Regions from separate parts of the Homo sapiens genome. Here regions 2, 3 and 4 are each linked to region 1. A link is a contact called in ENCODE Hi-C or POLR2A ChIA-PET data. All regions are on one chromosome and are shown on one strand. The core of a region is the stretch at or near the end of the contact, and the rest is flanking DNA. Distances in the headings are between cores, read along the strand shown.

What was found. A loop is a pair of places that touch in the nucleus more often than their neighbours do. ChIA-PET counts read pairs that join two places held with the same protein, here RNA polymerase II (POLR2A). Pooled maps may share reads with other maps.
Region 2: a map of CD8-positive, alpha-beta T cell shows a loop between it and region 1 (6-fold over the local background). The contact joins the promoter of DYRK2 here to the promoter of RAP1B in region 1. A Hi-C loop is called at or near these places in 2 of 168 maps with a recorded cell type or tissue (CD8-positive, alpha-beta T cell and naive thymus-derived CD4-positive, alpha-beta T cell), 2 of 37 single-sample maps with no recorded cell type and 13 of 50 pooled maps. POLR2A ChIA-PET finds 5 or more read pairs at or near these places in 1 of 52 experiments (CD4-positive, alpha-beta T cell).
Region 3: a loop to region 1 is called in a pooled map, with 7 times the contacts of the local background. The contact joins the enhancer-like site here to the promoter of RAP1B in region 1. A Hi-C loop is called at or near these places in 2 of 37 single-sample maps with no recorded cell type and 6 of 50 pooled maps. POLR2A ChIA-PET finds 5 or more read pairs at or near these places in 1 of 52 experiments (T-cell).
Region 4: a pooled map shows a loop between it and region 1 (5-fold over the local background). The contact joins the enhancer-like site here to the promoter of RAP1B in region 1. A Hi-C loop is called at or near these places in 2 of 37 single-sample maps with no recorded cell type and 9 of 50 pooled maps. POLR2A ChIA-PET finds 5 or more read pairs at or near these places in 2 of 52 experiments (PC-9 and Panc1).

The regions. Positions count from the first base shown.
Region 1 is chr12:68,608,160-68,615,355 of GRCh38, reverse strand. RAP1B (RAP1B, member of RAS oncogene family) reads right to left here and starts at 4,457. Exons shown (of 8, transcript NM_001010942.3): 1 at 4,313-4,457. RefSeq lists a silencer at 4,141-4,600.
Region 2 is chr12:67,646,058-67,653,253 of GRCh38, reverse strand. It overlaps DYRK2 (dual specificity tyrosine phosphorylation regulated kinase 2), which reads right to left and starts at 4,509. Exons shown (of 3, transcript NM_006482.3): 1 at 4,072-4,509; 2 at 3,309-3,457. The coding sequence starts at 4,120. RefSeq lists an enhancer at 1,987-2,036 and silencers at 3,117-3,506, 3,667-4,326, 4,337-4,636, 4,737-4,846.
Region 3 is chr12:67,695,203-67,702,398 of GRCh38, reverse strand. No RefSeq gene overlaps it. Among named protein-coding and RNA genes, the nearest start is that of LINC02421, 31 kb to the left of the region's middle. Within about 2 kb of position 3,503, at least 7 of the 41 ENCODE cell types and tissues checked have a DNase peak (open chromatin) inside an H3K27ac peak, as active enhancers do.
Region 4 is chr12:68,039,689-68,046,884 of GRCh38, reverse strand. No RefSeq gene overlaps it. Among named protein-coding and RNA genes, the nearest start is that of IFNG-AS1, 54 kb to the right of the region's middle. RefSeq lists an enhancer at 4,429-4,678. Within about 2 kb of position 4,409, at least 4 of the 41 ENCODE cell types and tissues checked have a DNase peak (open chromatin) inside an H3K27ac peak, as active enhancers do.

The DNA.
Region 1 (7,196 bases), core at 3,208-5,707:
TGTTGTAAATATTTTTATTTTAGGGAATTTAAATTAAAAAAAACTGGTACATTTCCCCCACATTTTCATTTTTTCCTGTTTTAAGGTTCTTTGGAAAGTTTTAAAAATTTTGACCCTCTACTGATTCAAAGGAAAAAAAATCTTTCTAAATTACTGCTTAAATAATCAGTTGCTACTGTACCCTTGATTTGACCAACATTAGGAATAAATAGTCCAATGTTATGAAATACGGAATGTAAGTGATACTATTTTTTGTTGCTGGTGAATTTTAAAAAGTGATGTTTTTAAGGCAGCACAAAAGTTCCTGATAACTTTTCTTGTTTAAAATAGAAACTCTCCACGACCAAAGAGACTTGTTTTAGAATCCAGTGCTCAACTGGGTTCAAAGTACAACAGATTACATACAAATCAGTTTTTACTGCAAATGGATAAATTCATCTATTCTTTGTAGCTACTGCTTCCACTGTGCTTATGAGATTTACAAAGAACTTAAGACCTCAAATGGCAATTAGTACCTTTCAATACCATTGCAAAATAATCTATGAACACAGAAAAACACTAGCTTCCAGAGCCATGGTACAGTACTCCTGTTTACAGATGGCTGAACTAAAAATTTTGTCCAATGTTACAATGAATCACTGCATCAGCCAAAATGTCTTAACTTGTTCTAAAATTCAATTCAATTTGAAAAGGCTAACAAAAACTTCAGCCTAATCTCTTAGACCATGGAGTCCTCAATAATGACAGGAGGGGGAAGAAAACCCAGGGCATATTTTTAGTCACAACCTATGTCTCAGAAAGTTTAAGACAGACCAATCTTTACCTAACTTTTCTATAGAGTGAACACGTGACATCACTGCTATAAAACAGCAGTAAATAGCTAATTCATAAATGCTAAATTACTCCTAGTGCCAGTCAAATCTAGAAACTGCAGATCAATACCCAACCTCCTCTTTAGCAACACAAACATACAGAGAAACACAGTTATTTTACATCTTTAAGGAAATGAGGCAAATCAGTAAGATCTGTGTGATAGTCGATAATAAAACAGCCTATTTAAACAATACTTATGGGGAAAAAGTAAATGGACACCTTGTAAAATCGGTCAAATTCTCTGTATCAGATCCAATTTCAGATTAGTTTCACTACCTCAATAAATATTTATCGAGTACCTACAACAAAAGGCAAAAAAAACCTGAACGTGAGCTTTTCATCCAAATCTTGGACTGCATTTAAAATAACATGTCTAATCAGTTACCATGTTATCAATCTTTGCATAGACCTTCCACCAATCTTGAATTAGATAGGAAGATACAATTGAAAGGATCCTTACAAAAATGGATCTAGTTATTTTAATAATTAATTCTTTGCTATACCCTCCTTACATGGTAGCTCTTTATTATGGGAGGGGGTCACTTTACCTTTATACAGCTAAGAGAAAATATTGGAATTCTGAAAAGGATTGAGGATAAAACGAAAATTAATTTGTCAAGTAAAAGGGATTCCAAAGCCAATATGTAAATGTTTCTTTTTAAAGGATTACACTGTTCTCTTCAAATATCCTCTCTTTGAATGTTCATTACCATTAATCCCTAAATTCAAACGCTAACCATTACACTGTGCCCAGGCAACGCGCTACACTGTGCCCAGGCAACGCGCTAGGAAGATTACTGTGAAGAATGAAATGGATTAAGTCCCTACCCTCATGGTACTTACATTTAACTGGTGTTGAATGTCTATTGCAAGGCACCATGCCAGTGCGTTAAGGCATACAAAACAATATATATCTTGTGGTTGGAGTTCACAATTCAATGGAATAAATAATATAAAATGGTAACAGGAGGCAGGAAGTAATGCGTGTCATAGAAGGTAAGAGAGATGACTTTCACGCGGTCGTGGGTGAGGGGAGAATGTAAAAGAGAGCAGAGCAATCATTTTCTTATCTCCTTTTTTTTTTTTTTTTTTTAAGACAGGTCTAGCTCTGTCACCCAGGCTGCAGTACAGTAGTGCAGTCTCGGCTCACTGCACCCTCCGCCTCCCAGGTTCAAGCTGGTTCATTCAATGTGAACCTCCCAGGTTCATATTCTCGTGCCTCAGCCTCCCGAATAGCTGGGATTGCAGGCGCGTGCCACTACACCCGGCTATGTTTTGTATTTTTAGTAAAGACGGGGTTTCACCATGTTGCCCAGGCTGTTCTCGAACTCTTCACCTCAAATGATCCGCCTTCCTCGGCTCGGCCTCCCAAAGTGCTGGGATTACAGGCGTAAACCACCACGCCCAGCCAGAGCAATCATTTTCATGCCCCATACAACATTTTAAAATTAAGTCAGTTTAGCATTGGTTCTTCAGTTATATTTTGATACCTGGCATATTAAAAACAACAAACTGGCTACATGTGTTCCAATGATTTACTTTAGGACTTCCTTAGATAAGGCAGCTTCACGATTTATTGTCAACGTCAAACAAGGAAATGCAAGTGAAAACACCTAACGTAGTACACATTAAAAGCACAGATGAGCTCAAATAAGACTAAAGGAAATGCAAGTGAAAACACCTAACGTAGTACACATTAAAAGCACAGATGAGCTCAAATAAGACTATCATTCAGGCTCTGTGTGCTTAAAGTTATTTAATCTGAGTATCAGTTTCCTCACCTAAAACCTGAGGATGAAACTACTCAAGTGGTTTTTTCTCCTATTTGACTAAGGTACCCACTTTTTAAAAGTGCGATATGGGAAGAATATTCTTTGTAAGATGATAATTCACTATAAAAACGTTGTATTTCTTTCTCCATGTTGTCTCTTACGGATAGACTACTGTCCTAAAGGTCAGTGGACCCACTAACTGGTTATCTTATCTAGGCCTCAGTTTCCTCCTCCATAAAATGACAGGGTGGGACTGGATGATCTAAATAGTCCCTTCCGGCCCTTAAAAAGTCCCATGACTCCACTATGACTCAATAAATACTATTTCAAGAGTCAGCTTTTAAGAATAATATGGGCTTGAAGTTAAATGAATGTCTCCCTTTTCTATAAGTTACTTTTTGTTAAGATAAGGTCTTGTTGAGCAAGTCCAAACAGTATTCTAATTACGAAAAAAGAGAGCTGAAAAATAAATTTACAAGTCAGAGCTTTAAATTGTTAAGTACTCGACATATATGAGATGCTGCCTGCAAAACCAAAATCCAATTAGACGGAATTAATTTTAAAATACTAAAATCACAATCTTCATTTAGTGTCAACTTTCTACCCCGTAAAAATGTGATTTCCCCTTACTGCAACACAGAACTGCTTCTATTCATACCAATCAGAAGTTACAGGGCCAAAATGTTTTTCTAAACTATTAAAGAGAGTGGGAGAGGGGGGAAAGCGAAGGGGAAGGAAACCATCTGCTTTAACTTGCAAAAATGATCTTTTCTCCAAAAGACATCAGTGTTTTTCAGAAGAAAAATCCGGAGAGCCCGGTTCACTGGGCGTAGTTTTAAATAAAATTCATGGCGCTGATAGTTTTAGGATTAGACACCTCGAGATGGCGAAAAAGAGAAGAGGACAAACTTCCTGGATTTTCTCTCCCTCTAAGAGAAAGAGATTTCCTCTTGCTGACGAAGGGAAAGGCCCCTTTAACAGTTTTTCTCTACACGGTGGCTGCTGCCAGACTAAGTGGGGCTCTCTCCGCTGCCTTCCTCCTGCCACTTCCCGCAACAAATGGAGCAAGCAAGCCCCGTTTCAGGCAAACTTTTTCGCTGTCAGGCTCAAGCCCGCGGGGCGCCTGGGAGTGGTTTCCCCCGAAGGCTCCTCGCCCTAGCTCGGGGCTGGGAGAAGCTAGGTCTTCGCAAAGGACAACTTTCTGGTTTCCGTTCTAACTTCCACCCATACCACGGAGGGAACCCAGGCGACAAGCGAGGGGGCTCGGGGCGGGGAGCGAGTCTTCGGGGGAGCCGGCGGGGAAAGGAGGGCGGCGGGAGAAGCTGCGGCGGACGCGGGCTGAAGAGAGCGGGCGGGTGGGGGGGTCCTCGGGCTCTCACTTCCTCCGCCATATTTCAGACATTTGACCCCTTCCGCAAAGCGCGCTGTTCTCCCGCGGCGGCGGCGGCTGCTCCTCCTCGCCGGCCCGCAAGGCAGCGCGCTCGCGGGCCCGGCGCCTGGCCCTCGCGCCACCTGCCGCGCGCCGAGGGGCTGCCGCCGCCGGGGCCCCTGACCGCCGCGCCCGGCCCGCGCCTCGCCGCACCCCACCCGCTCCCCTCAGCCGGCGCCCGGCCCCGCGCGGCCGCCGCCGCGGCTTCCCTCAGCGGCCACGCACTCACTCTGCGAACCTCTCACGCTGTCACCGGGTCCCTGCAGCCAGCGTCGCCCCGCGCTCCCCCCGGGTCGCTACTCTAGGCGCCACGGCGGTCCTGCCGCTGCCGCGCCGCTCCGGCTGGTTTACACGCCTGAATCTGGGCGAGGTTTGGCGATGTCGCCTTGACGTCAGGCGTTCAGCCTCGCTCCAGCTTCCGCCCGCGGGCGGGGCGCGCGGGTGCGCGGCCCGGGAAGGGGCGGGCCTAGGGGGCGGGGCGAGGGGAGCCGAGGGGGCGGGGCCGCCGCGCGCCGGGTCCTCGGCGCCGGCCTCTAGCCGGCCTGCATCGCAGCCGGAGCGCAGGCCCTGCCCACGGGCCCCTTAGCTGCCTCTGGGCGGCATGTCTGCCGAGGTTCTTCTCTCTAGCTGCGCCGCGCCTTCAGGCTCGCTTCCCCAGGCTGTCTGGTGGGCGGAATCCGCGCGTCGGTGTTCCTGACCCTCGTGGGTTCCAGTGGAACCCTCCGAAACCCAAAAGGCGCCGCCTCTTAATGCAAACTGTAGTCACCGACTCGTCCAGTCTGTTGGTATTCGCGTCGTCCTTTGTGCTGGGCAAAGTAACCGAGAAGTAACGGAGAGCGCGCATTTTCTACACCTAGAGCTCCCCGAGGGAGCCTGGGCCAGCAAGTCTTTCCATTCTTGAGATGCCTTTTCTCCTGGATTGACAAGTGTTTTATCCATTGGTGTCTTAACCCGGGCGAACTCTTTCCAAATTCCCATGCCAAACGCAGTTAACAAATCGATGATTTCTAAATAAGTTTGTACCCTGCACCTAAACCAACGCCATTTATATAACTAAAATAAATTGCGTATTTAAATGCATGTCCTGGACGCTTTATTCACTTCACAGGATTACCCATAGGCAAGTAGGTTTATCGTGTGACTTCAGGGCACCAGAAAACACTTTCTGTTCCAAAATGCCTCGTTCCAAAAAGGGCGGGAACTTAACACGGGAATTTACCATTCTTACTTACCCTTAGTACAAGAAATTTATCAGAACTTTTTCTTGAAGCAGTTTTGATGGGCGAGGAGATTAAGAGAGCAAAGTGCAGGGAAAAGGGATTGAGGGGTCATTTAAGACTAACTTTCTTGGTTCATAATTTAATTAGGCCCTGTACAAATTATTCTTGAAATAAATCTTAATAAACGTTGATAAATTTGGAAGATAAATGGAATGTGACTAATTTCACTCCGTTTAAGAATATGTAGTGATTGAAAACTAAGCTAACCTAAGTTAAATGAATAGATGAGAATGAATTATAACAGTTCTCTGTGTTTTATAATGTTTTACAATTTAGGTTAATTGAGTAGATTACCTATTTCGATAATTTCTATTTCCTTAGAAAAATATCTTTTTAAAAATTGTTTATTGTCTGCATTTATTGTGTATACAACATGATCGTTTGAAGTAATGTATACATTGTTACATTACCTCACAGAGTTACCTTTTTTTTTGAGAGTCTTGCTCTGTCACCCAGGCTAGAGTGCAGTGGCATGATCTCGGCTCACTGGAATTTCTGCTTCTCAGGTTCAAGAGATTCTCCTGTCTCAGCCTCCCGAGTAGCTGGGATGACGGGCGCGTGCCACCACGCCCAGCTAATTTTTAGTAGAAAGGGGATTTCGCCATGTTGGCCAGGCTGGTCTCGAATTCCTGACCTCAGGTGATGCGCTCGCCTGGGCCCCCCAAAGTGCTGGGATTACAGGCGTGACTCACCGCGCCGGCTGAGTTAGCATTTTTTTTTTCTTTTTTGAGACAGAGTTTCGCTCTTGTTGCCCAGGCTGGAAGGCAATGGCGTGATCTCGGCTCACTGCAACCTCCGCCCCCACCTCCCACCCTCGGGTTCAAGCGATTCTCCTGCCTCAGCCTCCCGACTAGCTGGGATTACAGGCATGCGCCACCACGCCCGGCTAATTTTGTATTTTTAGTAGAGACGGGGTTTCTCCATGTTGGTCAGGCTGGTCTGGAACTCCCGACCTCAGGTGATCCGCCCGCCTGGGCCTCCCGAAGTGCTGGGATTACATGCGTGAGCCACCGCGCCTGGCCTTGAGTTAGCATTTTTTTATGAGAACACTTAACATCCATTCTTTAGAAAACCTTTTTAAATAAAAGTTTCAAAGGCAAATTTCAGAGCAGTCCGTTGGAATTACTGTAACTTCTCAATGAATGAGTGAATTACAAATAAATTTGACTTTACTAACTTTTCAGTTATTGCATAAAAATTTGATAACTGAAAGTCTGAAACTTTGAGCTCACAGAAGTGTTACCTGGGAACACTGTGCTTTTTCTTTCTTTCTTTTTTTAGAAAAACTCTTTGTCCTTTGGGCAATTGATTTTTTTTTTCCAGAAAGAAATTGGTTTTAGAAAATTGAAGCTAGAATTTTTAGAGTTTGAGAGAACGTGTAAAATAATCTATTTAATTAAAAACACAGTTTCTCTTATTAGACTGGAAATCATTGTTATTTGTATTAAACTGTTATCACTATGCAGAGAATACCATAATCTGCATCTCTTAACACTGAACTCACTTTTCAGTTTGAGCCTCTTTCCTATTTATTTCCTTGACTTCTTCTCCAGGATATTCCACTGGCAATTTGCACTGGTCATGTGTGCAAACTGAACTCATCGTCTTTGTAACCAAACCAGTTTCTTTTCCTCTTCCTTTGTGAATTGTATCACCATCTTTTAAATTACCCAATCTTCAAGCCTGATACTTAGCTCTCTGCTCTTCTTGAATAATCCATCAATTGGCATATCTATTAGATAGTAATTCGACAAGGTCTTTCATTGTGTTTCCTCTTTTCCATTTCAACTAAGACCATACTTAGTTTTTAGTTGCCAAATTTAGTTTGGCAGAACTCATCCC
Region 2 (7,196 bases), core at 3,260-5,759, 960 kb after region 1:
TCATAAACTTAAGGATACTAAAAACCTCTCCCTCCAGCTCAGCCTCTTGAAGTCTGAGATCATGGCTTATTCCGATATGCCAATGTATAGCACAGTGTGTGTCACATTTAAAAATACATACTGAGGCCGGGCACAGGGGCTCAATCCTGTAATCCCAGCACTTTGGGAGGCTGAGGCAGGTGGATCATTTGAGGTCAGGAGTTCATAACCAACCTGGCCAACATGGTGAAACCCCATCTCTACTAAAAATACAAAAATTAGCCAGGCATGGTGGCGGGTGCCTGTAATCCCAGCTACTTGGGTGGCTAAGGCAAGAGAATCGCTTGAACCCCGGAGGCGGAGGTTGCAGTGAGCCGAGATGGAGCCACTGCACTCCAGCCTGGGCAACAGAGTGAGACTCCGTCTCAAAAAAACAAAACAAAACAAAACAAAAAATAAAAACATAATACAATTGTTAAAATAGCTACAATTTATGGGTTCGAATTGAGAGACCTGCAAAGGCTTCTTTGATCATCAAGTACTTTGGTATTAAATATTATATAAAAACAATAGTCTAACCAGTTTGGTAGTTTTCATTTCTTCCAATAAGAAAATGGCAAACAGCAGATATTCCACTGTGATAATAGTCTTGGGCGTTTAAAAACTTTTCTGAAGTCATCTTAGAAATGCTGTATAGTATTATGGTAATAGAATTGAGTCCAAAAAGACTGGAATTTTAGCTCCTCCTCAAACATTCTGACAGTCTGTGTGGCCCTGTCAGAAAGAAAAATGTCTACTTTTTCTTCTTCAAAATACTGCCATTTTTTAAAATGTGTATTTCAATTTGAATTATTTTATAAAGGTAAAACTGATAACTGGAGTGTTTTACATAGTAAAACAGTTACAAAAGTTATACATATTTTAATATTTTTGAATTTAAAAATACTTCTATTAATAACTACCAATTAACATTAATAGAAAAATAATAGGAAGTAAGACAGTGATTGGGCACACTTCTCTCTCTCACACAAACAGAAATAACTAAAGTGTAAAACAACTTATACATGGAGATATAAAACAAAAGGGCAATGGTCTAGATAAATTCCAAAGTTTATAATCTTTATAATCATATATTTAACCTGCCTACTATATCACCTGTAAGAGAAAATGTGGGCAAGCTCCTATGACAAGATCATTTTTATCTCCTTAATGCCCTCCCGCCCCCCATTCATTCTAGAAGTTCTTCCTAGGTGTAATTACTCTGGAAATAATAACTAAAAATTTATAAAAATCTGACAGACATATGGGAATATGGATCTACAAAGGTTCTTGCATTTATAATGAGGCTAGTACAATTTCCTAGAATTAGCAGTCTCCATCAGTATATTAAAACTAGATGCAGGAGGATGTAGGCTTTCACTCTGGCCTTGATATGAACTGGCTGGGGAATCTTGATGAAACCAGTTACCTTGTCTGAGTCTGTTTCCTCATCTATAAATTGAAAGAATAGAACCAGATAAACTCTGTGGTCCTTGTAACCTTTCCTGTACTATGAAATCTGCTATGTTATAGAAATAAAATCAAAACTAAACCACCATCGAAACCCAAATTCACACCTTCAAAGTCAAGCATCTAATAATTAACAGCATACCGAAGTTTACACACACGTTAAAAACAAGTAAATCTGGCATATGCCACAGCAAAATACAGGCCTCCATTATGAGGAGTACTGAGAAGCACATTCGCATCCTTCCTTTTCTGGTGCACCACAGGCTCTCCCTCCAGTGGAGACTTGTCGTTTCATCTACTTTCATTACATGTATTTCAATTGCAAAGAGGCTCTGATCAAGCAAAGCCCATCCTTACAAAATTGGAATCCACATGCAAACCAAATAGTTCTTTTTCCAGCTCACACCATGTCATGTGATTACATCAACACATAGCAAAAAACTGGGTATTATATTTTCCAAATTGTCAGATGATCCCAAACAAAAAAATCCAAACCCCTAAAATCAATGGCAGTCCCTTAAATATCACTGTGACAAGAACACTTAACAGTAATATACAGAATCATCCATCCTACTATACCATCCACAGTCCAACACAGGTTAGTTAACCTCTGTGCAATGAATTCCCAGCCCCTGGGACCAGATGTGTCAGGATAGAGAGACAGACAGAGGGAGGGGGAAGATAGTAACAGCAACAAAACATTTTCCTACGAAACTTGCACACATCTCTCCAAGTCTAACAGGTGCAACTACAGTCTAGACATCCCCTCACAGTTCTCTGACAAACAAGTTTCCCCATAACATATGTCCCCAGAGCTACTCCCCTGTAGACCGGAGATGGCCTTTTCTTCAAGAACTCAACTTTCACTTAGCAAATAAAACCAATCCCTAGCAAGCCTCCCTCACACAGAACCATCTTAGGCTGTTCCTGTGGAAAATCCAATTGGGAAAAAAAGACCTCCAAACCATCACCTCCTCCAAGTGCAGACCTCCTCCAGGCTGGCCATCACCATCCAAGGGTGATCCCTGGGAGCTGAGAAAAGGTACATGCTTTAGTCGAATCCAGCTTGCCAGTCTCCGCAGCCACCAGCAACCAGTCCCACGCTGGCCTCTCCCCTCCCAGAGACCACAGCACCTGTTAGGTGCTTTTTCTTTCCCACCTCCAAAGCAACGCTTGCCCTTTCCTTTTGAATAATGTCCAACTGCAGAATCCTACAGGGGTGGCTTGTTTTGACTGCTGCGGCGGCCCTTATTTTTGTTAATGTTGATTACAATTTCTGCTGTGCTCAAACCTGTAGCACTCATAAAACATGCTTACACACGCGGGGGACAATTGGCGATGCTCCCTGCTGGCTGGAGCCAGGCCTGGGAGGCTCTTTGGGGGATCGATTTTCCGGGCAGGCCGGTCTGGCTGTCCCCTAACACGTATCTGTTTCTATAAATACCCACTACCCACGGGGAGGTGGGGGAAGGACAGAGATGTTTACCGGGTCAGGGAAGGGAACTCTGGGATGCAAGGACGAAAAATGAGGAAAGAAGGAAAGCAGCAAGGAGGAAGTTCCTAGGAAGAGGAGGTCATGGGTGGGCGAGCTCTGGAGGGGAAGTAAGGGGCCCACGCCACGAATCTTCCTTTGTGGCTGCAGCTTTGGGCTCGCCCAACTTAACCAGGGCGGCGTCGACGAGAGACCATCGGCCCGAGGCGTGGGGCTGCTTGTATCTCGACCCCTCTTCTCCCGGCGTCAGACCCCTCCAAGTCCGGGTGCTTCGGCCTGGGGCCCCTCCCGCCCCCACCGCCCGGGCCGCCCGCGGGCTGGGTCTCACCGTGTGGGCTGCGGCGGCAGCGTTGCTGGCCCGGAGAGGCGGCAGGGCGATGGGGGAGGGCGGGCCAGTCCCCACTCCGCTCCGGGTGGCCCCTGCACCGAGCCCCGGGGAAGCCTGAAGCTGACGAACGGCGCTGTCCCCACCTCGGCCTGGAAGCCACGTGCGGGAGGAGACAAAAGAGGGTCAGGGGGGAGAAAGTCACCCAGACCCCCCCTCCAACCCCGCTGGGCAGCGACAACCCTCTTCCAAAGAAAGACGGAGGAAGAGACCGGGGCAGTAAAAACGGGCGTTCGGGTCACGGCTCCCCAGCGCACACCCACGGGCGGGGCGCGGGCAGCTGCAAAGTTAAGTGGGGCCCTGGCGCGCGAGTTCGCGACCCGGCGGGGGAGCCGGGCCGCGCCGGGGCTAGGCGGCCCACGTTGCAGACGGCCAGCAGCCGGGAGGTGGGTTTGGACAGCTGAGCAGGGAGCCACGGCCACGCCAAGCCCCGGGCAGCGCAGGGCGGGGCGGCAGGCCTGGACGGTCCCCGCCCGGGCCCCCGGCAGGCAGAAGCCTCTTCGGGCCGAGGGCTCCCCGCGGAGGGGCCTTCGGGGCCGCGCACAACCCTGCATGGAGCCCGGGGCGCGTCGTCCGCCCGGGGGCTCCCCCGCGCCGCGCCGCCGACTTTGTTCGAGGTCCCGCAGGCAGCGGCCGCCCGCGCCACAGGGGCTGCCCAGGGCCGGCGGGGGTCCGGGGATGCGGCGCGGCGGCACGGCCTCCTTACCGGTCGGGTAGGCGGCGGGAGCGGCGGCCGAAGGTTTCCTGGTTAACATGGCCGCTGGAGAGGAAAATGCATTTCAGGGCTGCCGTCGCCGCCGCCGGTCCTGCTGCTACTTCTGGCGGCCGCCGCCGCCGCCTCCCGGCCGCCCCTCGCGCGGGTCCCCGGCGCCTCGTCGCCGCCTCGCGTCTGCTACAGCCAGACACACACAGTCCACTGCATCCCCTCGGCCGGGGCCCGCCGCCGCGAGCCCCCCGCTCTCCTCCTCGCCGCCGTCCTCCTCTTCCTCGGGCGGCTGCAGCACCCTCCGGCCCGTGCACATGCCTCGCCCTCCCCTGCGCGCCGCGGGCCTCCCCGTCTCCCTCACATAGGGGCGCGGGGAGCTGGAAGCGCTGCGAGGACCGAAGACCGCCTGGCTCGGGAGCCTCTCCCGGGCCCGCGCGCGCGCGCCCCCGCGCACTCACACACAGGCGCCGGCGCGCGGCCCCGCCCCCGCCGCCCTCCGCCGCCCTCCTCCGCCGCCGCAGGCCCCGCCCCCGGCTCCCCCGGCCGCGGCCACGCACACCCCACCCCCACCCAACCTCCCGCCCGGCTCCTCTCAGTCCCCCGGTTTGCGCGCAGCCGCCCCTCCGCTCCCCGGAAAACTCGGCGGCCTCCGCTCGCCCTCCTCCGCCCCCTCCGGCCATCTGCACTGCTTCCCTCGGCTCCACTCCGGCGACCTTTTCCCCTCCCCGGCCCCGCGGCGCCCCTTCTCTGCCCTACAGCTCAACCTACCGCTGCTGCCCTCCGGCCGAAAGCGCCGCAGAGACCCCTCCCCTGCCATGCGCACCCCTAAACATAAATGCATTTTCAGCTCTTCGAACTGAATGGCTGCTCACAGACAGTACTGCTTCCCCGTCCCCCCATTCTTGGTCCCAGCGACTTAGCCACTCCCCTCTCCCCAATTCATCATGTAGATAACTTAGTTGTGCGAGGGTCACCTCGGAGAGGCAAGTCCCGGGAGGGGCGGCCGCTGAGCTCGTTGACCCTGAGCAGGGGCGAAAGAGGGGGCTGCCCTCCCACCTCCACCACACACCCTCCCCGGTTTACTGACACCAAGTGACCGCTCGCCAGTCGCTAGGACAAGGGGAGGCAGAGAGGCGCGTGTGGACGGCAGCTGGGGAAGCAGTTGGCTGTGGGTTGCTAGGCAAAAATAAACATCAGAGACATCTCCTATTTCCTTACAACTCCGAGCCTTTCCCCTGCGCGGCCACTGGGAGAGACACACCTTCCTTTCAGCTCTGCGGTGAGGGAGCGACACCTCGAATTCCTCTCACCCCACCCGACACATCTCTTTCCCCCTTCCCTTCCAAGACACGTGGAGAATTTCCCTGCCTTTTTTATTCGCCATATACAACCTCTCTTTTCCTTGAAGACCAAAAAAAAATTGCTTTCCCGTCTCACATCCGCGCCTCGTCGTGCGTGGCACACAGTGCGCCTCTGTTCAAAGGTCACAGGTTTTGCCACTTCAACTGTGAGAGGAGGTGGGGTGGGAAAGCCCGACAAATCCCGGATGACGGGGCAGAGTTATGCCATGCACTTCCTTCTCGAGAGGTGCCTAGTTTCTGAAGTTCTCTTGGGGCCAGGGGTCCATTATGCTCTGCCCCGCCCGAGTATCTCTGGCTCCTGGCTGGACCTACTGTGCAGGCCCGAACTAGTGCAGACTCCAGTCGGAAGGGAGCCACCTCCTGCGGAGTTTCATCCACTCTACTGTTTGCAAATTGTCATAGCAACCTCCTACAGAGCGCATCCGCAGCTTTATACAAACGCCAAAAACTGTTTCAAGGTACAGTGTGACCCTCTCAGAGTCTCTGGGACTCCTAAAGAGGCCTCCAAGTTAGGGTCACTGGGAGAGGGAACCTGTGACAAAAAGAATTTTCCCTAGTATTACGTCCCTCCAAACAAAACAAAACAAAACAAAACAAAACAAAACACCCTTTCGGGGCCTTCTCCTAATAAAGTAGACCCACAGTAAAATAATCCAATAATATGCCTTTAGAGGAATCATGACCTGAACTGACCCTAGCAAGAAATATCCCCCTATGCTTGTCACTGGCGACCATCACATTTAAATCCACATGCGGAAGCATATTTAGTGTTTAGAATCGACTAAAAGAAAAGGGCTACTAAGTAGCAGAGATGACACTAGAACCGGTTTTCTGACTCCCAGTCTGATTTCACTATGACTTCCATCACACTACTTTCCTTACACTTTCAAGAAAGCTCACACCTCTTTTTTCTCCTTTCAAAACAATTATTTTCATACCATTTTCCTTTTTAAAATGAGTACTCCATACAACTGATGTTCAAATAAAAAAATGAAACAAAAAAATCAATTTTAATATAATATGACACCCCTTTTTGCTTAAGTTATTCGTACAATACTTCAGTAGAAGCTAAATATGCCACTGTTTTCTCATGAATAAAATAAATGCTAGTTACTGGAAGCCATAGTTTACGATTTCCAAATTAGTAATATTAATTTACTCATTTAACATGAGGAAAAGGAGCACTGATTCTTTTTTTTTTTTTTTTTTGACAAAGGATCACAATCATTAACTTTAAGAAAGAAAAAGACAATAGGGAACTTTTTGTAGTATATTGTTTTATATCATGACAAATATAATTTCAATTTTGTATATTTTTTGTGGCTTAACATAAGGAAATATTGCAGTTGACCTACCCCATAGCTATTTTGATTATAAATGGTACATCTTTGAAAATTATATTAATTTTTACTGACCTCTAAGTGACTATTAACCATTGCTTAGATTTTCCTCATTCTGTTAAATATTCTATTAAATATTGACATCTCCCTGAGTGAATGTTAAATAGAAAAGCTGTACAAACACACTCCTGGGGCTTTGGGGAGAGTGAAGTGGGTAAATTTGGGGAGTTATTTCCCTCAAATTTTATTATCATAATGCATCATTATCAATTATCTCATATAATTACACATATTTTGATCTCTTTATAAAACACTTTCACAAATATTACCATGTTTAATCTTCATAACTCCACCAGAGCAGATTTCATTTTAAATAGGAACCTCCTTAAAAGCTTCATTCAGTTAGCAAGAGACTGCTCTTTGG
Region 3 (7,196 bases), core at 2,254-4,753, 910 kb after region 1:
CTTTACTCTTCAAATCTCTCTGACTTCTTCTGCCACCAGCTGGAGAAAGCTCTCTGCTTAAAAGGTCTCATGTGATTAAATTAGATCCTCCAAGATAATCTCCTATCTTAAGGAGATTACCTAACCCTGCCATGAAATATGATAACCACACTAGTGAGTGATGTCTCATCATATTCCCAGGTTCCTGGGATTAGGGGGAAATATCTTTATGGGGGCATTTTAGGAATTCTACATACATAACAGTCATCCAGGTTTTTGGCGACATCTCCGGTAGAAATGCCTAAATTTGTGGATTTACTATTGGGCAGAGATCTAAGTAGAAGAGGAAGGTGGGGCATGAGGGGAGGGTGTTATCATCTTTCTTCTTGCCTCCCTTAGTTGGTCTATAATCCTTTATTTCCTGCTCATAGTATACCACACCATTTCATCAAATTTGTATTTCTCTTTCACCACACATTGTATTCCACCTCTCAGTGTATTTCCACTTCTTGGAAACTGCAGTTTACAGAGGCCTCTGGATTATTATTTGTATTTTCCTCCCAGCATTGTCTTCATAAACAAGGCATGAGCAGACATCTTGCCTTTTGGTTTCTTGGGGTCACCTTTAGCTATCCTGACTGTGCTGTTTGTACTCTAGGCAACATAATGTACAACAGTTTCTCAGTGTTGCACTAGCTGTTTCCACAAGAACTGTCTCAGGCAAAGATTTCTTAAAACACAAAAAGCAATAACTGTGAAGGGGAAAAATATTGATCAATTGGACTGCATTAAAATTAAGAGCTTCAGTTCTCCAAAACCATTAAGAGAGTAAAAAGTCATACACTGAGAGAGAGATTTTCAAACATATATCTAACAAAGGACTATTATCTGGAATATTTAAAGCACTCCTTCAAATCAATGAGATACAGGAAAATAACTCGATAGAAAAATGGGCAAATGTCAGAATAGATACTGTATGAGAGAAGATGTTCAAACAGAAAATAAACATATGAAAAGGCACTCCATTAGTCATTAGGAAAGCACAGATGAAAATTAAGATGGAAAAATCCCAGTGACTCAGGAGAGGTTGAGCTGGGAGGACTGCAGTCCCAGTAACTCAGGAGGCTGAGGTGGCCTGAACCAAGGAGCTCGAGGCTGCTGTGAGCTATGATCACACCACTGCACTCCAGCCTGAGAAACAGAACAAGTCCCTGTCTCTGAAAAAAAAAATGTTTTTAATCATAATGCAAAAACTACAACATACCCTCCAAAATGACTAAAATGAAAAAGACAGACAATATAAAGCAACCAGAACTCTCTTATTCTGCTGACCAGAGTGTAAATTGTTACAACTACTTTGGAAAGCTGTTTGACAGTATCTACTAAAACTGAACATACCCATACCTTATACTCAGCAACTCCACTCCTAAAAATATGCCCAACAGAAATACATATGTATATCTAACAAATGGCATGAACAAGAATGTTAACAGCATTAATAGTAACATAAGCAGTATTTGTAATATTCCCAAACTGGACACAACCCAAATGTCCATCAACAATAGAATGGATACAAAAATCATGGTAAATTCATACAATATAGGAGAACAATATGCAAGAATGAGAATAAATAAACTATAGCTACATACAAAAAAAGGATGACTCTCACAAACATAATGTTGAGTGAAAAAAAAAAGCCCATTACAAAAGAGTACGTCAGGATTCCTTTTTCATAAAGTTTTACAACAGGAAAAAGTAATCTGTGGTTGTATTATTTTGGTGCAAAAGTAATTGCGGCTTTTGCCATTACTTTAGAGTTTGAATCCTGGCAGTGAATACTATACTGACTTTTATTAGGTTGGTGCAAAAGTAATTGTGGTTTTTGTCATTAAAGTAATGTGTGCAGGAAAACTGCACATTACTTTAATGGTAAATGCCGCAATTACTTTTGGACCAACCTAACAGAAATGAGTATAATATTTACCCTTGGAAGTGACTGTGAGTGGAAGGAGGCACAAGAAGGCATCTGGGGTTCTGGTAAGATTCCGATTATTGGACTGGGTACTAATTATATGTGTGCATTCGTTTCATGAAAATGAGTTGAGCTGTGCACTTATTTGTGCACTTTCTGTATGCACTTCATACTGCAACAAAATGTTTACATTGTGCAGAACAATGTATGTATCCAATATCTTTCCCACCCATGAGTACAGAACCACACCTGGTTTGTTCACTACAATATCAGCATTCCCCGAACAGTGTCTAACACACATTGTTGCTTGTTGAATGGAAGATTAATGACTTTTTAAGAGAATTTCCTTAATACAGCTGATTTTTTTTTGTCCTCATCAGTGGAGCTATATTTACCCGTTTTATCAGATATCTTTTGATATTGCAAGGCAGTTGTTTCAGGTAGACCAGCTTGCAGACAGGAGAGCTGAGAGCAAAATGCAGTGAGGGAGATGGAAATTAAGCTCCCTGAGGTCAAGAACTTTTATACTGCTTGCTCACAGTGCAAGGTGGTGCTGTTCAGATAACTTTATGTGGGTAAGTCATTTAATCCTCATAACAACTAATGAAGCACCTCACAAATGAGCTAACTGATGAGAAAATTAAGGCTTAGAGAAGTTTTATAACTCAAGTAGGGAATAACACTGCCAGGATTTAAACCCTAAGTATGAGTTTAACTATGGTACTATCTTCTTACCTCTGCACATAGTATGCACTTGAAAAATATTTGTGTAAGAGTACATAATGGACCTCTCCATCATACCTTGTGTTTCTCCTCCCCACTTCCCCACACAGGCATAATTGTGTACTTACGATCTGGTCTCAGTGGTGGCAGTGGGTGGGGGGAGCTGGGAGAAGGAGGGCAAGGGAGCCTTTTAGCCCAGCCTCCTAGTTTAGACAGGGTCGCAGACATGGACATTTGACATCATCCCCAAGTGAGATTATATGTGCAGTAACTTTCACTCGTCTGACTGGAGGGAGTTGTCCCTCACACAACCTTAAACTTGGGTCCCACTGCCTATAGTATACCCTGTAGAAATGCTTCTTTATGTTGAAATCTTTTGAAAAGCAAAATAATTACATTGCACTTACTTAAATGCATGTGTTAAGACTACTAATTTCTTAAACATAAACATTAAAAAGTATACCACAGTGTTTGTAAGTCTGTCTTGGCATTTCTTCACTTTCTAACACATCATGAGTATTAAAAATAAAAAAACGGAAGTGGCTCAGGCACTTCTACTTCAGAGAGACCCTGACTAATGCCTAAGAAGTTGGTTTCTGTGTGCACGGCAGGATTTTATCTCATGCCAACCAGGGGTGTAACTACTGCTACATGGGGAGACACAAAAAGCCCTTGGGCTAATGTGAATCAGTGAAACCCACAGAAAACTGAAAGCCTCATTCAATTTCAACTCTTTACCATGCAAGGCTTATTGCTAGGGTGGCTTTAAATAGTCACAGAAATGCTTGATTTTACTTTCACTTCCTTCCTTCCCCATCTCAAACCTCTGTAGAGGTTCTTAGGAGGTTTCGATGACTAAATCAGATGATAACAGCAACATCTTTCACTTAGACAGACTTTACAGAACCTTTCGGTTTGGTCTCCTTTGGTCCCCTCAAAAGCCCAGGCAACAGCAATGACTACTGTTGTTTGATAGTCCTGCTGACTAACAACCCCTTCTCTACCCCAAAAAATGTGGGAGTGACTTTTCCTTTCATTACAGAATACTAAACAGCCAAGAATGGATCTCATTCCCCGTGATGGGGAGAAGAAAAGCAATACAGTCCAAAGGCTGAGAACCTTAGTATTGCCTTAAAAGTGCTTTGCTTATTGATGCCTTCACCTTCAATTATATGGAAAATTTTTTAATGCAGTTTAACAATTTTACTGTTTTCATCTACTGAAAAAAAATCAATCCAACACTTCTTTCAACATGCACTATAAGCTTGTGAAACTGTCCATGTGAACGAGGTGAAGGAATCAATTTTTATTTATTGAAGAAACCAAAAGTGGGGTAGGGGTGGGAAGGAATACATTTGGCAGAGGATGAAGCCATGTTACTTCAAAAGGGGAAAAAAAGAATATAACATAAAAGGGAAAATATTTCAAATTTGTAAGGAAAAATTGTTTTCACCAGAAAAATTTCCTCATGCTCTCATTTTTGTTTGGCTTTGTCTACTCATGGCATTCCAAGCAATCTGTCTCTTAGCACCACAGCTGTGAAATATATGCACTTACGGAGACTTCCCGGTTAGCCTCTTCACATTTCACTGGGTTTCATTGTGTGCAATGTCTTGCCATTGACTCTCACACTGTGCTGTGTATACTGTTTCATAATTCTGTTTTACAGAATAGCATTTTCATCTAATAGAAGTTAACATAATAAGGGAAATGGTGACAATAATATATGGTCACTAAACCATATTGCCATTTTGGAACAGTTTATTATGTACACTATGATCCATGTTATTCTAAAAGAATGGATGCATTCATGAGTAAACATAAGTACAGACTTTATAACAGAAATTTGCCTCTACTAGATTAGGAGTTGGCAAACTTCTTTGTCAAGGGCTAGAGAGCAAATATCTTAAGCTTTGTGGGCTATGCTGTCTCTATCTCAACTACTCAACTCTGCCATAGCAGGGAAGGCACCCAGAGACAGTACACAATATATGTAGACAGTAGACAGTGGACAATATGCAATGAATGACTGTGGTTATCCTAAACTTTATTTACAAAAACACACGGCAGTCGTGTTTGTGACACAGAGATGTAGTTTCCTGACCTCTGATCTAGAAGATAGGTATGTTTGCAACCACAACACAAAGGCTGCCCTGAGACTCTAAGCACTAAACATCTGTTTGGCAATTTACCTGAAAAGTTGTGGTTTTTTTTTTTTTAAGTTAAAATTAAAATGACTTTTCTCCTGAGAAAATATTTAAAAGAGTAGGTTTTGGCAAGTAAGTTGAAGGACACACTAGTTATTTTTCTACATCACAATAAAATTAACATAAAACAGGTCATTGGAAATAAAAGAATTTTTTTTATACATTGAATACACTGCCAATGCCTGGATGAGCCTTGAGCATCACAGATCTTTGGCTTAAAGCTTTGCCCATGTCCAGAGTCTCCCTCACAGGAAATCGATTGTAGAAGGTCAAGTTCATGTGTTTCCAGACTCACCTCCTCCTTTAATCTTGGTGCCATCGTTGGCCAGTGTACTGACTATTATTAAGGCAAAGCCAAGACTTGTAGAGATTCTGTATGATTTTTCAAGACATTGAAAAATGATTTAATTTTCAATTTGAGGTTGATGGTGATAGTCCTTTCCTTAATTTGGGAGTCTTCCTGATGTTTTAACAGACATTTCCCAGTCAAAAATTTGTTTGTTTATTTTACTGTATCTTTCTTGAGACAGGGTCTTGCTCTGTTGCCCAGGCTGGAGTGCAATGACACAATTACAGCTCACTGCAGCCTCTATCTCTTGGGCTTGAGTGATCCTCCCATCTCAGCCTGCCAAGTAGCTGAGATCACAGGCATGCACCATCACACCCGGCTAATTTTATTTTATTTATTTATTTTTATTTTTGTAGTGACAAGGCCTCCTTATGTTGTCCAGGCTAGTGTCAAACTCCTGGGCTCAAGTGATCCTCCCACCTCGGCCTCCCAAAGTGCTGGGATTACAGGCATGAGCCAATGCTGAGACAGGAATTGGTTTAAATTACAAACAAATGAACTGAAAAGAATCCCATGTCAGGTGGCACATTGTTGAGCATGAAGGGAAAGCAGTGTTATTCCCTTGCCTACCTAAATTTCTTTCTGCACTGAGCTGCCGCCTTAGACATAAAACACTGGCAGGAAGTAGAAATGATTGTATTACAGTATTAGTGCTTGCATATTAACAGAATTTATTCTAAAATATGCAAGTCACATAAATTGAAAGATTGTCTTGTTAAAGAACAGGGCTGCCCTGCTGAGTCCCAAGATAACAGGAATAGACCTGCCTTCTTATTTCTCAGAAAACAGGAGGCAGCATCTTGGGCTGGAGCAGAGGGGAAGGATTCTGTCTCTAGAATTCCTTTCCTATCTTTCCCTGGCTGACCCTGTCTTACAGATCTTTCCTTGTCTTAAACTGGGCTTCTCCAATGGCATAGCGATTAAGACAGCAATTTTACACTACTTTTTATTACTCAACATCTGACTGCAATATTTATTTTCATATTTGGCATTGGACTTTTATTAGCCTTCCTCCTTGAGGTGTTCAAACAAAGCAGGCAGGAGGACAGGCAGCTCATCTCCTGTGTGGTCAATGTCTCTTGAATAAATGAATGAATGAAAATCTGCATTTATTCATTCATCCATTCCGTGAAAATTTATTGAGTACCTACTGTATACTAGTAAAGAAAACAGGCAAAATTCCTGTCCTAATGGAGCAAACATTCTTTAAATTCAGAAAATTTTAAATAATGATATTAATTTAACAAGTGGAAAGTTCTACGGAGAAAAGTAAAACAGGAAAGGGGAAAGGGAATCCTATAGGAACTGAGTAGCCTAGTTATGGTAGCCATGGAAGCCTTAAATACAGTAGCCAAGGAAGCCCTCACTAAGGAGACATTTGAGCAAAGACTTGAAAGAGGTGAGAGAGAGAGAGAGCCTTGTTGACTTCTGAGGGAGAGAGCTCCAGGTGGAGACAATAGGGGTAGAGCAGAACCCTGAGGTAAAAGCTTGCCTATGGGAGAAACAGCCTGGGGCCCGGAGGCTGAGAATATAAAAAGGACAAAAAGGAAGAGGCTCAGACCATGGAAAGGACTCGGGCATTTATTCTAAATGAGGCAGATCAATCGCTTGCTTTTTCAGGTTTTCAAGAGTCTATTAGGGCATGACCTGTTCAATGGCTTTAACCCCTCATTCCGATAAAACGAGTTGACCCTACATGTCTGTTATTCTTTCATTGTCTATGTTTAATTTTCTGATGCATGAAATAGGAATAACACCTAGCTTTCCTTACAGAGGTGGTTGAAGGGATCCAATGACCATCAATATGGAAGCATAAATTTAGACTGTTCAATAAATTGGCAACACAACTATTTCAACAACTTTCTATTAAGTGCCTACTATGGGGAAGGCAAATTAAACCTTTGTGTAAGAGAGGAAGGAAAAAAGATAAAAGAATTGGAAGGGGCTGGAAAGGAAAGCAAAACCA
Region 4 (7,196 bases), core at 3,160-5,659, 570 kb after region 1:
CCCCATCAAGCTATCATTGACTTTCTTCACGGAATTGGAAAAAACTACTTTAAAGTACATGTGGAAACAAAAAAGAGCCTGCATAGCCAAGACAATCCTAAGCAAAAAGAACAAAGCTGGAGGCATCATGCTACCTGACTTCAAACTCTACTACAAGGCTACAGTAACCAAAATAGCATGGTACTGGTACCAAAACGGAGATATAGATCAATGGAACAGAACAGAGCCCTCAGAAATAATACCACGCATCTACAACCATCTGATCTTTGACAAACCTGACAAAAAGAAGCAATGGGGAAACAATTCCCTATTTAATAAATGGTGCTGGGAAAACTGGCTAGCCATATTCCTTACACCTTATAAAAAAATTAATTCAAGATGGATTAAAGGCTTAAATGTTAGACCTAACACCATAAAAATTCTAGAAGAAAAATTAGGCAATGCCATTCAGGACATAGGCATGGGCAAAGCCTTCATGACTAAAACACCAAAAGCAATGGCAACAAAAGCCAAAATAGACAAATGGGATGTAATTAAACTAAAGAACTTCTGCACAGAAAAAACAAACAAACAAACAAAAAAACTATCATCAGAGTGAACAGGCAACAGAATGGGAGAAAATCTTTGCAATCTACCCATCTGACAAAGGGCTAATATCCAGAATCTACAAATAATTTAAACAAATTTACAAGAAAAAAACAAACAACCCCAACAAAAAGTGGGCGAAGAATATGAACAGACACTTCTCAAAGAAGACGTTTATGCAGCCAACAGACACATGAAAAAATGCTCATCATCACTGGTCATCAGAGAAATGCAAATCAAAACCCCAGTGAGATGCCATCTCACACCAGTTAGAATGGCGATCATTAAAAAGTCAGGAAACAACAGATGCTGGAGAGGATGTGGAGAAATAGGAACACTTTTACACTTTTGGTGGGACTGTAAACTAGCTCAACCATTGTGGAAGACAGTGTGGTGATTCCTCAGGGATCTAGAACTAGAAATACCATTTGACCCAGCCATCCCATTATTGGGTATATACCCTAAGGATTATAAATCATGCTGCTATAAAGACACATGCACACGTGTTTATTGTGGCACTATTCACAATAGCAAAGACTTGGAACCAACCCAAATGTCCATCAATGATAGACTGGATTAAGAAAATGTGGCACAAATATACCACGGAATACTATGCAACCATAAAAAAGGATGAGTTCGTGTCCTTTGCAGGGACATGGATGAAGTTGGAAACCATTATTCTAAGCAAACTATCACAAGGACAGAAAACCAAACGCCACATGTTCTCACTCATAGGTGGAAATTGAACAATGAGATCACTTGGACACAGGGCAGGGAACATTACACACCAGGCCTATTGGTGGGTGGGGGGCTGGGGAAGGGATAGCATTAGGAGAAACACCTAATATAAATGATGAGTTGATGGGTGCAGCAAACCAACATGGCACATGTATACCTATGTAACAAACCTGCACTTTGTGCACATGTACCCTGGAACTTAAAGTATAATAATAATAATAATAATAATAATAAAAGAATCTTACAATTAAAGGAGAAACAATCAAGCTACTGATAGCTACCGTGCTGTCTCACCAACATGATGATGGGGAAATCACAGGAAGGGTGCTTAGAGGTGCAGACCAGCAGCACCTAATCCAGTCAGACGGAGACCTTAGGGAGGAGAGACATTGGGATGTTTGAGCATCCCAATTTTGAAAAGCAGGAGTTCTCCAGGAGAAGAAATAGTAGAAAAGGTCTTTACGAATTAAGAATACAAATTATGGAAACACAAGAATGAGTAATGAGCCTGCTGCAGTCGAGAAACCGCATTATTATTATTATTATTATTTTTTGTGGCTAGTGCCTGGTTATGTGTAAGAAACATTTTATTATTGATACATAATAGATGTACATATTTGGAAGGGTACATTTGCTATTTTGATACATTCATATCATGCATAATGATCAAATCAGGATAATTGGGATATTTTATTTTTAAAGGAATGTTGAAGCAGTAGGCAGGAGCTGGATCATGCCTTGATATAGAGTTTGGACTTGGTGATAAGGCAGTGGGGAGCCGTAAGAGTTCTAGTGCTGTCCTCACACTCACTTCTTTAAGTGTCTCCCAGACCATTTGCTTTTGAAATGTGGCTCATCAGCTTACCACTTTCAACTACTGAAGGAATCATATAAAAGTCTTCCTGGCCGAGGTACAAACTGCTTCATTTTTAATGTCTGCATTTAGAGTATAGTATACCCTGGCCTGATCTCACATCTTTGTCTAATTTCCAGCCTTTGTCTAGGTTACAGCCTTCTTTAACTCAGTGGTCCCCAACCTTTTTGGCGCCAGGGACTGGTTTTCTGGAAGACAATTTTTCCATGGACTGTGCAGTAGGGATGGTTTTAGGATGATTCAAGTGCATTACATTAATTGTGTACTTTATTCTAGTACTACATTGTAATATATAATGAAATAATTATGCAACTTATAATGTAGAATCAGTGGCAGCCCTGAGCTTGGTTTTTTTTTTGTTTGTTTTCTGTTTTTGATGGAGTCTCGCTCCGTCACTCAGGCCAGAGTGCAGCGGCACGATCTCGGCTCACTGCAACCCCTGCCTCCCAGATTCAAGCAATTCTCCTGCCTCAGCCTCCCAAGTAGCTGGGATTACAGATGCCTGCCACCACACTTGGCTAATTTTTGTATTTTTGGTAGAGACGGGGTTTCACCATGTTGGCCAGGCTGGTCTCGAGCTCCTGACCTCAAGTGATCCGCCAGCCTCGGCCTCCCAAAGTGCTGGGATTACAGGCGTGAGCCACTTCGCCCAGCCTCCTGAGCTTGTTTTCCTGCAACTAGATGGTCCCATCTGGGGGTGATGGGAGACAATGACAGATCATCAAGCATTAGATTCTCACTCATCTCCTGAAGCTCATGCCTTTTATATATAAAATACCTACGGGAATTTGGTTAACAAAGGCAGCTAAAATGATGTGAGGACATGAAGTCCAATAGGCAAATATTGGATCAGAACATTATGCCAGAGATGTCCGGAGCTCTCTGGGAGGTGTTGAGAGATGAATGAAGGGTGGGGGATAGGCACTGACAACCCTTGGAGAGCCAGGTGGAGAGGTAGTGATGATTAACTTTAGTTGCTCTCCCACAAGGCTGGGAGAAATTAATGAGCAACAGAATGAATAAGCAAGTTTACTAAAGTTTAGGCAACTTCAATGACTTGAATATGCATAATGTACCACTGCTAAGACATAGTTGAGTAAAGAGGTATGCAACTAAAAATTCCCCAGGCTTCACTAGATTATGTTAGAAAATACATTAATTACAGAATATTCAAATCCTGTGGTTAATTGTCTTCATTCCTGAAACAAAGCCCAAAGTCCTTGCAAAGTTGCCTCCCCACCAGCCTTTTTGGAGCCATCAGGGCATATGCTCAGAGATAAATCTGCTCATATGGCACCTGCTACCTTCCTGGCATGCATCTCTCAGGTGTCGTCTCAGGAGATTGTCCCTCTCCTGCTGGGTGTCACAGACTTGGGGAGCCTGCAGCCAGGCACTGCCACTGAGCCTCACCACTGAGGGGTTTATGAGGCCATCCTGGCTTTAGGGGCTCCAAGTGTCACGTTGACCAAAGCAGTCCATTTTCATCTGTTTTATAAAGGGTCCTGTGTATCTCAATGGAAAAGTATTCAGCCTTCTAAAAGATGTTTGAAGACGATTTCACCAGAGCTTCCATGGAGCCAGGACCCTGCTGTATTTCAGGGAAAAGTGGGCAAGTGTTCATTTTCCAGCTTGATGCAGAACTTTGTTGCCTGGGGAGCAAAGTACCGCTGTTCAAACTCCAAGTCTTACAAAATTGCTTATTAAAATAATTCCTGACATTTTGGCTTCTACATCTTTTCTCCCTAGGTGTCAGGCCTAATCAGTGAAGTAGACTGGAATTAAACACCCCATCTTTTTCTGTCAGAGTTCTCAGTTGTCACCAATTAAAATCTAGTAGTAGCAGAAAAGGAATTTATTAAAGAATATAAGATTTCCCAGGAGGCCGGAAAGCAGGCTGGGAGGCTTCCCAGCCAGCACCAATTCTCAGAGTCACAGTAAAGAACAGACCAGGTGGGAATAACTGCTGACTCCACCAGGCACAGACTCCTGCTGGTACTAGCTCGTGGTGTGACCTTAGCCATCCCTCCCTCTAGTAACTGAATTCACCAGCTGCCATTCTCACCAGAGTGGGCTCTAGGTGGCACTTGTTTCTTTGCAATACATGCTTGTGATTAGAAAACTTGCTGAGGTGCACGTGATTGTCTGGGTCTGTGTCACAGACCAGTGTACTGGCTGCAGAGGAGGTGGGGAATTCTCCAAATATAGGAAGTGTGTTCAATTGTGTTGAGAAGCCCAGACGAGTGATAACATGTTCACTTGAACATCGCTGTCCTCGGGTTCTCTTCCTCTCCTCTATACCTACCCCCAACTACACCCACGCCAAAGCCACAGTACCTTTCCTCCTCATCCACTTAAAGCCAAATATTTCATTAGAATTGAATTATTTGAGGCCTGTCACCACCACCTCACCAAACATGCCCAGACATGACTGAACCTCAGCACTGGAAACACTTAGGCTCAAGCTGAAAGTTTCTTAAGTGCTACACATTAGAAACAACCAACCATTCCTAAACTAGTCCATGAAACCACAGGACACTAAGAAAGGATAGCCCAGATCTAGTAAAGAACACAAACATGTTTTCATGACAGTGATAATAGATCTTCGTTTACACCACCACTGATTTGAAAGGCTATACTGTTTGTTTTGTTTCTTCTTTTATTCTTTATTCAATATTCAACTTAACTATTGAGTGGACCTAAGCACTGTTAATAAAGCAGTAAACAAAGCCCTGCCCATAAAGTGTTAATATTCTAGAGGGAGACGCAGACTATGAACAAGGACTCAAATGCATACACAGTGTAAGTTCAGACAGTGATAAGTACATTAAGGAAAATAAAGGAGGGTTAAGGAATAGACGGTGATGGGACTGATGCTCATTTATATTGAGTGGTCTGGGAAGGTTCAAGCAGATTTGAATCATGGAACAGTGTAATATGAAGAGATTTGGGATCAGAGGTGCCTGAGTTGAAAACATACCCAGGAGCTAAAGTGAGAGGAAGAAGGTCAGAGTGTGGTGGAAAGAAGCCTGAAGATGAAATGAGACAGATAAATAGGGCCAAAATATGGAGGTTCTTGTGGGCCACCATTAGGAGTTTAGCTTTTATTCTAAGCATAATTGAAAGCCATTGGATAGTTCTAAGATGAGCAGTGATGATAGGCTTAGACTTACATTTTTTCAAAGTTCTCACTGGCTGCCCTATAAATAGTAGATTATGGGGTTTTAAATTGGAGATGAGGAACCTCTCAGTAGACTTTGCTGTGATCCAGGTAGAGAAACATGTTGGGTTGGACGAGGGTGGGAGCAGTGGAGATGGTGAGATCAGATCAGGTTTGGGATGTATTTTGCAGCCCAGTCTGTCAGGATTTGCTGATGCTTTGTATGTGAAAATGAGGCAGAAAGAATCCAGTATGAACTTCTAGGAAAGCACTTTGTGACCGATTGTATTTTATGGAAATGACTACAGTATTTCCTGTTAATATAGTTTTCCAGAAACTTGCTACTCCCTCATCAAGAGTTGGAGTCTGTGTCCTATCCCCTTGGAACTAAGAGGGCTTTTGTTAGACTTTTAACTATTAAAATATGGCAGAAGTGATACATGTCTTTTCTGAGTCATTAAAACGTGATCCCACTGCTGCCTGATTTCACTGGGACACTCATGCTGTAACCCAGCTACCATGCTGTGAGGAAGCCCAGGTCGCATGGAAAGGGCCAAGTGGAAAGGCACCCAGGCCCCAGCCCTCAGTATCAGCTATGCTTCCTGCCAACAGTCAAGATTTTCTTGCTAGCTTTTGAGTGAGGTTTATTGGACGTATGCTCTCAGATGCATGACTGGATCCTTCTCATTACTACACTTATTCCAGTCCTTGATTTTTGTCTACAAAGTGATTTGAACTATTAGAAAACGTCCCCAAAGCAGGCTATAAATGGCCCTGAGCTCAGTCTCCATTTTGTATGATTCACAGTGCCCTTCTCCCCGTTTTTCCATCAGACAGGACATCTTTCTCTGAACCTGTCGTCCACTCTGTTCTTATTCCTCTGCTGCCCTCTAGGGGCCATTAGCCACATTGCCCCATTTAGATCCTTTATGCTTGGGGGAAAAAAAAAAAGTTACCATTGATTGACTGGAAGGAACTATTCTAAACACTTCATATATACTTACTCCTTTATTCTTGACAATCCTATAAGGCAGATACTACTATTAGCCTCCTTTTAAAGATGAGACAACAGAGATTAAAAAATTAAGTAATTTGTCTAGGCAAGGTCCTACAATGACAAAGCTGGAATTTGAACCAAGGCAGTCTTGTTCTAGAGTTTATATCTGCATTATCCTCCTTCTCCTTTGGTAGGACAAAGTAGATCTATTGGGCATGCATATGAGACTTGTTTACATCTATACCTTGTAAAAATAAATTTGCTTTTAAACTTAGGTATTTATCTTTTGCCTTGATGACGGCAGCAGGTGCCTAAATGGCCTCCCCAGGCATGAACAGATTCCCCACCAGTTCTGCTCTCCATGCGGTAACCAGAGTGACCTTTTTAAAAAATTGTGAATGAATAAACTAAAGAATACTTTCTCTCATCACCTCTTCTCTATACAGAAAAAAATATAACCAGTCTTACCAAAAAGTTAGATTAGTCAGCTAAGCAAACAGGGTTCGAATATTCTAGCACCCTGAAACCACAGTCTAAAATGGTCTTCTGATGTGTGGTTATAACACTTAATATACAGTGTTTGTCTCTTAGTAACTTTAGGTTTATCTTATTCAGCATCACATTATTTATCCTGTAAGGAAGTAAGCATATCTTCTCTGTTTCATAAGAAGATACCTTACTGTACAAAATGGTACTGTGGCCTAAAGTCACCCAATAAATATGGTGCAGGTTTGGAGTTGTTACTTAGAGTAGAATGCAACTCCTAAAATCTAAATATTTTTCAAAACCTGGATGAGATGTGCAGTGGAACCCTGTAAACACAATCTTTTTTTTGAGACGGAGTC